Regions from separate parts of the Homo sapiens genome. Here region 1 is linked to region 2. A link is an interaction called in ENCODE POLR2A ChIA-PET data of the cell type or tissue named here. Cell type or tissue: MCF 10A. All regions are shown on one strand. Each heading gives the region's core, and the rest is flanking DNA. Links, peaks and the distances in the headings are about the cores only.

Region 1 (5,368 bases), core at 288-5,287, 51 kb after region 2:
TGGCCCCGGATGTAGGCTGAGTGGGCAGGGCAGTGTCTGGGCACTGCCTGGGGCCAGAGGGAGCCTTTGTGCTCTGTGCCTTGGGAACACCCCCACTCATAAAGACACCCCATGGGGGGAAAGGCTATCACGCCAGGCTAGGGCCTGCTCTCTTGGTTTCTTCTTCTGCGGCAGCCAACCCAGAGGTTGCTTTCCTGGGTACAGCCTGGGATCCGATACACCTCTTCTTTCTCTGACTTGTGGTGCATGCATCAGCCCCCAGATTCGCCCTGCCATGCCGGGTCCACACCAGCTGCGGGGTGCTCCTTCCAAGTGCCAGGAGGGTGATGGGCAGGGGGCCTCTACCTGGAATGCATGGCACAATCTCCTGGGGAGCGTTTAAAACCCACCCAAAATGGGCCGGGCGCAGTGGCTCATGCCTGTAATCCCAGCACTTTGGGAGGCCGGGGTGGGTGGAACACCTGAAGTCAGGAATTCGAGACCAGCCTGGCCAACATGGTGAAATCCTGTCTCTACCAAAAATACAAAAATTAGGCTGGGCACGGTGGCTCATGCCTGTAACCCCAGCACTTTGGGAGGCCGAGGCTGGCAAATCATGAGGTCAGAAATTCGAGACCAGCCTGACCAACACGGTGAAATCCTCTCTACTAAAAATACAAAAATTAGCTGGGTGTGGTGGTGTGCACCTGTAATCACAGCTACTCAGGAGGCTGAGGGAGGAGAATCTCTTCAACCCAGGAGGCAGAGTTTACAGTGAGCCAAGATTTCGCCACTGCACTCCAGCGTGGGTAACAGAGTGAGACTCCGTCTCTAAATAAATAAATAAAACCCGCCCAAAACGGCTGGGCACCATGGCTCATGCCTGTAATTCCAGCACATTGGAGGCTAAAGCAGGAAGATGGCTTGAGGTCAGGAGTTTGAGACCAGCCTGGGCAACATAGTGAGACCTCATCTCTATAAAAAAATTTTAAAAACTTAGCTGGGAATGGTGGTGTGTGCCTGTTGCCCCAGCTACTTGGGAGGCTGAGGCTGGAGCATAGCCTGAGCATGGGAGGTAGAGGCTGCATTGTGCCATGATTGCACCACTGCACTCCAGCCTGGGCAACAGAGTGAGACCCTGTCTCGAAATAAATAAACAAATAAATAAAACTAAATAAAACCCTCCAAATTTTGGTCCTCGCTCCCACGGACTGGTATATGGTCCAGGGTGGCGTCTGAGCACCAGCATCTTTTGAAACTCTCCAGTGATTCTGACATGAGCCTATGTGGGCTGAGGTCGAGGACGATTGGTGCAGCTTTTTGAGAGGGTGGCACTGCAGCTCAGCCACTTCCAGCTGTGTGGGTGGCCTTAAACACTGTAGCAGCCTGTGCCTCAGTTTCCTCATTTGTGAAATGTGGGCAGCAACGGTACCAATTTTATGGGGCTACTGGGAGGATTCAATGAGATAGTGCCATAAAGAATCAGCACCACACCTGGCTTAGAGCAAAGGCTTGGACGATGTAGCTCCTGCAGATGGTTCCTACTCATTCCTTTCCCACACTGGCCACGGGGAGATTTGGAACCTTGAAGTCGCAGGAAAAAAGTCTAAAGAGCAGAGAGGGCCCTCTCGAGGACTGTACCACCTGAGGTGACCAGGGGAGGCTCCCTTGCCCTGATCCAAAGCTGGTTGGGAGGTGTGGGCCGCTCCGTGGCTCCTGTGCGGATTCCCATGGCTCCTGTGGCTCCGGGAGCAGCCCACACTCCTTAGCAAGGCACATGGAGGCCCCGGGCTCTCCACTCTTCCAGCAGTAAAGCTCAGCGAGAGGGTGTGGTTGAGTGTGGCTTCCCTGCTCCCAGCAGGCTCTCAAGGGCAGGGAAGGGACTTGCTGAACATGGTGCTTCTGAGCCTGGCACACGGAAGGTATGTGTCATGGTGCACAGCCCACAGCACATGACATGCAGACCTGCCAGGACAGAGAGCAGATGCTCTGAGCAGAGAACCACCTGGTCACAACCCTGACAGTGGCCACCACTTCCTGAACGCCCACCGTGCACTGAGCCTCAGGCTAAGAGCTTACTCACAATCGCCCGGTGACTGCTCTTTTTGGCATGTGATGTTGTCCGCCAGGATGATAAAGGTCAGAGATAAGCCTGTCCAGCCCCCGAGCCCACAGAGCTCTATGGCCTCAGCCTCTGTGGGCCACAGGCTTGCCTTGAACACTGGATCAGGGCACAGCCAGCCGTGTGCCTGCCATATCCAGTGCTGTGAGTGTTATTGCCACAGACAAGAGAAAGGCCACAGCTTTTTTTTGTAGTTGCAGACTGGGGTGGGGGTTTTTAGGCAGGTGTTTTTCTCTGAAGATGGGTTTTCTCATTTTCCTAGAACCGCAAGATGAAGAGAGTCGCCGTTAATATCCTGTCTGCTCTCCAGCCTCCATGATCTGAGATGGCATTCTAGAGATTTCTGTGTGGAACCTGACTTAACAAATATTGCTGCACAAATAAATGAAAGAAGTGTAGCTTGTGCAGCGGCCATGGCTTCAGAGCCAAGGGTGGCTGGCTCAGGAGTTCATGTAGGAACTTGCCCAAGGTTTCAACATACATCAGTTGGTTATCTGAGGACATACGTTGAGAATCTCCTGGGTGCTGACACAGTGGGGAACGAGGTCTGTTCTCACAGAGCTCACAGAGGGGAGATGGATGTGAAGCAGGTAAACTCATAAATTAATAGTAATTAGTGGCCAGGCATGGTGGCTCAAGCCTGTAATCCCAGCACTTTGGGAGGCCGAGGCAGGTGGATCACCTGAGGTCAGGAGTTCAAGACCAGCCTGGCCAACGTGGTGAAACCCCTTCTCTATTAAAAATACAAAAATTAGCCAGGCTTGGTGGTGGGTGCCTGTAATCCCGGCTATGTGGGAGGCTGAGGCAGGAGAATCTCTTGAACCCAGGAGGCGGAGGGTGCAGTGAGCTGAGACCGTGCCACTGTACTCCAGCATGGGGGACGGAACAAGACTCCGTTTTAAAAAAAAAAAAAGACAGAGTCTTGCTCTGTTTCCCAGGCTCAAGTGATCTTCCCACCTTAGCATCCTGAGTAGCTGGGACTATAGGTATGCACCACCATGCCTGGCTAATTTTTTAGTATTTTGCAGAGACAGGGTCTTACTGTGTTGCCCAGGCTGATCTAAAAATTCCTGGGCTTAAGTGATCCTCCCGCTTCAGGCCCCCAAAGTGCTGGGATTACCAGTGTGAGCCACCACGCTGGACCTCTGGCTGGGGTCTTAAGCCAGGAAAAATGGGGTAGTGGGGAGCAGATGGGACAGGCTGGTGAAGGGCTCAAGGAGCGATGTCATGATCCAGGTCACCCAAAGCCCAGCCATTTTGGCTTGCATGGGACTAGAGTCAGCCCCAGGGGTGTGTGCAGGGTGAGAAGGATGTGGCTCCAGTGGCCACTGCAGTGGTGGAGTGGCATTGCTGTTATGTTTCTGGTTGGTGTGTCTATGGAGAGCAGGACCCCTATCATTGCCAGGGGCTACAGGGACAGTGCCCAGGTCTGCCAAATCTGGCCTCCCACTGGGGGAGGCTGCGGAGGGAGGTCTGGCTGAGCAAGTGTGTCTGTGGGCATCTGTGCATCTGTGTATGTGGGGGTGGAGATGGTCTTAATCCAAGTCCACCCATGAGTAGTTGAGACAGCTCCTCTAAGCTGCCATGTGAGGGCCTGAATCATATGGGAGAGAGCTGTTCCCTTTCCATCCATTCCATCTCTCTGAGTATATTGAGGACAGTGTCCACTTGCTGCCACTTTCTGTCCACTGTACCCTTGACGTCCCGTAAACACTTGCTAATCTTCCTTTTTTTTTTTTTTTTCTTTTGAGATGAAGTCTCGGTCTGTCACCCAGGCTGGAGTGCAGTGGCGCAATCTTGGCTCACTGCAACCTCCGCCTCCCGGGTTCAAGCAATTCTCCTGCCTCAGCCTCCCAAGTAGCTGGGAGGCACGCACCACCACACCTGGCTAAATTTTGTATTTTTAGTAGATACGGGGTTTCGCCGTGTTCACCAGGCTGGTCTCGAACTCCTGACCTCAGGTGATCCGCCTGTCTCAGCCTCCCAAAGTGCTGGGATTACAGGCGTGAGCCACCACACCTGGCCTCTAATCTTCCTTTTTAACGAAGGGCGATGGGGCCTGAGGGCTAGTGGATACAGTCTGTATTGGAAGGCAACTGTGGTGCTTGTTGTCAATGTAGCATCCCAGTTTGTGGTCATTGCCACTGGCTTTCTTTTTACTATTGTAATATACATCTTCCTCCTTAAACATTTGTTTAAAAGCATTTTTTAAATAAAGTTTCCTTTAATTTTACTAAAATCATTTTAGTGAAAAGAATGGAATCATCTGAAAGAGAAACAGTAAGTCATGCTGAAGTTGGAAAAGGGAAATGGGAAAAATCACCAAGAGGGGTTGTGAATGACTGCAGTTTGGGCCACATGGGACTATGCGACCTCCAAGGTCCCCTCCCCAATTCCATGATACGCTCTTTTTCCTAGGAAAGCATTCTTTTTTTTTTTTTTTTTTTTGAGACGGAGTCTCGCTCTGTCGCCCAGGCTGGAGTGCAGTGGCACGAGCTCGGCTCACTGCAAGCTCCGCCTCCCGGGTTCATGCCATTCTCCTGCCTCAGCCTCCCGAGTAGCTGGGACTACAGGTGCCCATCACCACGCCTGGCTACTTTTTTTGTATTTTTAGTAGAGACAGGGTTTCTCCGTGTTAACCAGGATGGTCTCGATCTCCTGACCTCGTGATCCACCTGCCTTGGCTTCCCAAAGTGCTGGGATTACAGGTGTGAGCCACAGCACCCTGCCAGCCTTTCTTTTCTTTTTCTTTTTTTTTTTTCCTTACCTTTCCCTTGGCCCCACATTCTCTGACCCAGGAGTGAGTGTACCCTGCACCTCTCTCTGCAGTTGGCACAGGAAGGCAGGGAAGGGGCCGAGGCTAGTGTCTGAACACCTTTGGGAACACCTGGCTTGTCTTCTCCACTCGGCGGGGTCTGGCTTTCAGTCTCAGTTGGATTCTGCACAGCTCACCACTCCAATTAGTTCCATCGGCAGTGTAGCAACAATGCCAGTTCTCATAACAAACTCTTTATTTTTTATTTTTATTTTTTTGCATGCCACAACGCCTGGCTACTTTTGTTTATTTTTTGTAGAGAGGAGGTCTCACTATGTTGCCCAGGATGGTCTTGAACTCCTGGTCTCAAGTGATCCTCCCACCTCAGCCTCCCAAAGTGCTGGGATTACGCGCATGAGCCACCATGCCCGGCCTCCAATTCCCATTCAGCTAACAGCGTACTTAATCTCCCATCCACCTACCCCATTCATTTTTCCACACCATCAGTTCCT
Region 2 (5,368 bases), core at 146-5,145:
GGATTCCAGTGGCATCCCCAAGCTGTAACCATCAAAATGTCTCCAGTTTCCTGGGGGTGGAGGGGAAGGGTGCAAAATCGCTCACAACCACTGCTCTGGACAGAGCCCTGATCCAGAAGTATAGAAGCTGCTTCACTGAAGGGGAAAGGAACTCATACTTTTAAATCGCCACAAGGTCTCGGATCCTGTGCCAGGTGCTTTCACACGCCATCTCATTCCAAAAATCCTTGTGACAATAATCATTATCTCATTTTAAAGGCAATGGAATTGAGGCTCAGAGAACAGAAATTACCTGCGCAAGGTCACAAAACTAAGCTGTCTACACGGCCCTCACACCCAAGCTCCTCCCACAATCCCATGCTGCCGCTCTATCTGCAGACCCGAGCTGCATGTCCAGGACACTTGCTGTGTGCCCAGTGATGCTGATGTTAGCCCATGAGGCTCCCACGGAATCTAGGAAGCCAGCATGGCTGTCCGCCACGTAACAGAAGATGCTGAGTTGTGAAAGGGTATGCGACCTATCCGAGGTCACAGAGCCAGAGCATGGTAGTGCAGGGTGTGCGCAGATGCACAGCCGGGTTCCTTCTACTCCATCTGTGTCATCTCCTGCCACACACACTTCCCTATACAGCCCCAGGACAGGGCCCCTCTCTGCCCTCCCCAACCCCAATCCATCTATCCCTCTCCCTGCTCCCCTGTCCTCAATGGTCTAATATAAGTCCGATTCTTGGTACATGATAGAGACTCAATAAATATCAGTTCCATTCTCCTCCACCTGGGCCCCGTATTTGCCAGGGTTTCAGTTACCTTTATCCGTTAACCTCCCTTTCCCCAACCCCAAGTGGAGCACTCTCCATGGTAACAAGGTTTCTGACGCTTCTGACGCTGCCATGAATGGAGAAACGACCATCCCCTGGATGTGCTAAGCCCAGGCCTCTAAGCAGCCTCAAGGAACCTGTCACCAGGCAGGGGAGTCCCAAGACATGACCTTCAACAAGGTTCTGCACCCAGACCAAGGCAGCAGCTGACAGGCTTGATCTCATCTGTTCAATGAGAGTCCTGGGCCAAAGGCCTGACCCTGGAGCCCCTTTCAGCACTGACTGTCCATGAACTAGGCCCTACACCAGACTACAACCAACCTTCCCTCCTGGGGACCCTTCCCTTGACCCCATTTCATAAGGAGGGTGGATTGGGAGATCCTGATGGGGCAGGAATTACAAGCTTGAATCTCCACTTCGGAAAACACATTCCTGTTCAAATCAAGTCTGAAGGTTTTCGGTTTAAAGGCACACTCAGGAGCACTGCCGGGCTCCCCCTAAAGCAGCAGGCCCCACTTTCCAAGCTGAGTCAACTGGTTCAACACCGAGAACCTGATTTATGTACAGCATGGGCCTCCAACCCTGCCCCCACCCGTGCGGGGGGAGGGGACAGGCTTCCTGGAACACCATTTGAATAAAGAAAAATCCTTCCGGTGAGAATAAGTCAGTTTCCTGCGCTCATACTGCTAAAGGACCAAGCAAGGCTGTGACAATCACCTCTATTTTTAATCTTTTCTAAATGCTGTTTTCTGTGGCCACAAGAACAGTCATTTCCAGGCGTGGGGCTCCACTTTCACACTTCGCTTCAAGGTGTCTGGTTTTTCTTAGCTCTGAACTACTAGTTTTCTCCGCTGCTTCCTGCACCAGAAGGGTACTGGGGGGAGCCAAGACTCACTTGTTGAGCGTGGCTGAGACCACCAAGGTGTCCAGGGGAACCACAGGGTCCCCCTTTCTCAGCATTAAGCGGGAGGGTTAGACTGACTGGGGGAAGAGAGACACAATCTCAGACCCCAGGGCTGAAATACGGCGGCCGCCTCCACTCCCTCCTGGGTTCTGTCTTCCCCACAGCCGTCCACCCACCTATCTTCACGCCATGCAGCAATCGGGCCCCGGAGGACCGCGCCCCAGCCTCCCCGATCACTCGGTTACTCAGATGCGGCTCACCTCCGCCCTGCCGCCGACCCAGCCCCGCCATAGGCCCGATTTCCTGCAAGGGAGGGACGGAGTGCTGGGGCCCCAAGGAAGGGACAGCGTGAGGGGACGAGGAGGCAAGGAGGGAAGAGGGCGCGGGACCTGCGGGGGTGCCGAGGGAGCCCGTCCACCGGGTCCAGGGGCCTGCGGGACGGCGCTGCAGAAGAAGGCGCCAGGGCTGGGGACGAGGGACCCAGGGAGACTGGGACTCAAGGGAGCACGGCCCAGGGAAGCCGGGTCGGCAGGGAGCTGGAGGCTGACCTGAGGGGGCCAAGGGTCGGAGACAGGGGAGGCCCGCCCGAAAGGGCCCGAGAAGGTGGGAAGGTGGGAAGGTGAGAAGGCCGCGCGCAGGCCCGGACGCCGCGTCAGGGAAGGATATTGCCGCAGGAGCCCGTCCACCTCGCTCGGGTCCGGGCCTGGCTCCGCCGCCGCCGCCGCCGCCTCCTCCTGCTCGTCCACAAATTTGTTCTCGTCAAATTCGTCGATGTCCACCCGGCGGAAGCGCGAGGACAGCGTGTTCCGGGCCATGGCGGGAGCTCGGCGCCCGCTCAGCCGGCTCCGCTCGCGGCCCGACCTCGGCTCTGCTCCGCTCGCACCGGCTCCTGCTCGGGGGCGGGAAGCGGCTGCCCGGCTGCTCCCAGCACCTCCTCCACCGCCTCCGCGCGCAGCCGCCGCCGCCCGCCCACTTCCGGCACCCGCCGGATCCGGAAGCGCCGTCAGGGGCGGGGCGGAGCCTGGCACCTGGAGTGCGGTATGGGATCACCGCAGCCTCCCCCACCTCAGTGTCCCTTCCACGGAGTCTCTATTTTGTCACTGAGGATCGGGCGCCCGGCATCTGTGCAGGCCCCGCCTCGTGTGTGCCGTAACTGCGCTGGTTCCCCGGCTTTCCCGCGCCTCCGAGGAGCCCCTGGCCTCAGCGGGGCCGGGCGCGTGCTCCCGGGGTGATCCCTGCCGGTACTGGGGAAGGCTGGGCCCCCGGGAGAAGGCTCGCGGCTCTACTTCTCGAGTGCCGGGCAGGCTTCTTGGAGAAGAAACCTTCGAGCTGATGACTGAGGGATGAGTAGGAGTTCCTGTGCCCGGGGAGTGGCGCGGGAGGCGCCTGTGTCTCGGAGCCTTGAACGCCACCACACTTAGTACGAGGAGGCCGCCTGTACACAGAGGTGACCCTCTTAAAGGAGTAGGGGGCTTTAAATACGTTTAGTGCGATCACGGGACTGACAAGACGTTGAAGACGTTGTGACTCGAGGGATTCTGCGACCCCACGTGTGTAGCAGTCACCTTGGCCAGGCAGTTGGGGGCGCCAGGAGAGGGAGATGGCCCTGTGGCCACCGTCCTGGCAGGAGAGGCCTGGCTGGAGAGGCACATCTTGACAGAAACCAAATTCTCAGAATCTGAGATGGGGGAAAGCGGTTTAGGGAAGTCAAGGACGACTCTGAGGTGCCAGATTTGGTGCCTGGGCTGTTATCCCAGGGGTTCTGTTAATTGATCTTAGCCTTAGGGTAAGTAAAATGGGTCTTTTTATATAATAGTGTGAAAACTATTTTCATCTAATAGTACTCTTTTTAATAAAAGTCAGTAGTTGGAATGTGATTCATTTTTGCTGCTTCGAATACCTCTCATTGAACTGTGTCTAAAGATAAAAAAAATATTGCCAGACTATGATGCAACCTTATCTTCGGTGGTAAGGATACAGACTCCCATAGTGGGAAACTAGTGGTGAAGAAGTCTCTGCCTGTAATCCTCAGCACTTTGGGAGCCGAGGTGGGCGGATCACCTGAGGTCAGAAGTTTGAGACCAGCCTGACCAAAATGCTGAAACCCCGTGTCTACTAGAAATACAAAATTAGCCGGGCGTGCTGGCGCATGCCTGTAATCCCAGCTACTCGGGAGGCTGAGGCAGGAGAATCGCTTGAAACCGGTAGGTAGAGGTTGCACTGAGCTGAGATCGCGCCATTACGCTCCAGCCTGAGCGACAAGAGCAAAACTCCGTCTCAAAAAAAAAAAAAAAAAAGAAAAGAAAAGAAAAGTCTCAGGGGTCCTGGAAACATGCAAAGCCCACCTGCAATACAGTTCCATATCTGGGAAAAAATATTTGTGATTCAGGTCTGCCACGAGACAGCAGAAATTCATATCCCCAGAACATCCTGGTCAGAAGGAACTTGAACCCAGAAATGCCCATTTTACAAGTAAAGAAACAGCCCCCAAAGAAACTAGTAAATGGAATAATGTCCCAGCTCATGGTCATGGACTTTCATTCCAGCCAGGGAGACACAATTTAAAAATCCATATTATACGATGTCAGGGCTGACAGTGTTGAGAGGGAAAAAAACCATGCAGTGCCTGAGTGTGCCTTAGATAAAGTGATCAAAGGAGGTGTCCTGGCCGGGCGCAGTGGCTCACACCTGTAATCCCAGCACTTTGGGAGGCCCAGGGGGCAGATCACCTGAGGTCAGGAATTCGAGACCAGCCTGGCCAACATGGTGAAAACCCATCTCTACAAAAACACAACAATTAGCTAGGCATGATGGCGCACACCTGTAATCCCAGCTACTCGGGAAGCTGAGCGGGGAGAATCGCTTGAACCCAGGAGGCAGAGGTTGCAGTGAGCTGAGATCACACCATTGCACTCCAGCCTGGGCGATGGAGTGAGATACCATCTCAAAAAAAAAAAAAAAAAAGGTGTCCCTGAGGAGGTGACACTAGACAGAGACTGGAAGGAAATGAAGGAGGCAACTAAGCGAAGGCTCAGAGGTTGGGGTGGGCTCAGTATATTCGAGAAACAGCCAGGAACAGAAGAGAGATGAGGTGGGGGTTGGGAGGAGAGTAGGGCTCTGTAGGCCGAGGAAAGGACTCAGTCTTAATTCAAATGGGACAGCCCTGGAAATTCTGAGCAGAACAGTAATAGATCAGAAGTCTGAATTGTTTGAAAAGGGCCTTCTAAGCAGCTGTATTGAGAACACATCTGGGATCGAGAACCAAAGTAGAGAGGTGATTTAGATGGTGACAGCAACCATCCAGGGGACAGACAGTGGTAGCCCAACCAGGCAGGGGCCAATGAGGATGGTGGGAACAAGCTGGGTAAATTTTTTTTTAATTTTTTTGAGACGGAGTTTTGCTCTTATTGCCCAGGCTGGACTGCAATGGGGCTATCTCAGTTCACCGCAACCTCTGCCTCCCGGGTTCAAGCAATTCTGCCTCAGCCTCCCGAGTAGCTGGGATTACAGGCATGCGCCACCATGCCTGGCTAATTTTGTATTTTTAGTAGAAACGGGGTTTCTCCATGTTGGCTGGCCTAGTGTTGAACTCCTGACCTCAGGTGATCTGCCCACCTCGGCCTCCCAAAGTGCTGGGATTACAGGC

What was found. ChIA-PET counts read pairs that join two places held together with the same protein. Peaks named below come from ENCODE experiments on the same cell type or tissue, not always from the same donor. Only the 100,000 strongest peaks of a DNase experiment are listed, where the experiment ranks them.
Region 1: POLR2A ChIA-PET joins it to region 2 with 10 read pairs; 13 of 35 experiments call an interaction of 5 or more read pairs at or near these places.

What each region holds. Positions count from the first base shown.
Region 1 is chr9:124,815,438-124,820,805 of GRCh38, reverse strand. No RefSeq gene overlaps it. Among named protein-coding and RNA genes, the nearest start is that of WDR38, 35 kb to the left of the region's middle. In MCF 10A, for the core only: no CTCF peak of the experiment used is centred there; DNase peaks (open chromatin) are centred at 2,005 and 2,565.
Region 2 is chr9:124,866,460-124,871,827 of GRCh38, reverse strand. It overlaps ARPC5L (actin related protein 2/3 complex subunit 5 like), which reads right to left. Exons shown (of 6, transcript NM_030978.3): 3 at 2,389-3,400. The coding sequence starts at 2,537. Among named protein-coding and RNA genes, the nearest start is that of ARPC5L, 7.0 kb to the right of the region's middle. RefSeq lists enhancers at 933-982, 1,443-1,882, 3,283-3,362 and silencers at 2,103-2,152, 2,413-2,982. In MCF 10A, for the core only: no CTCF peak of the experiment used is centred there; a DNase peak (open chromatin) is centred at 2,707.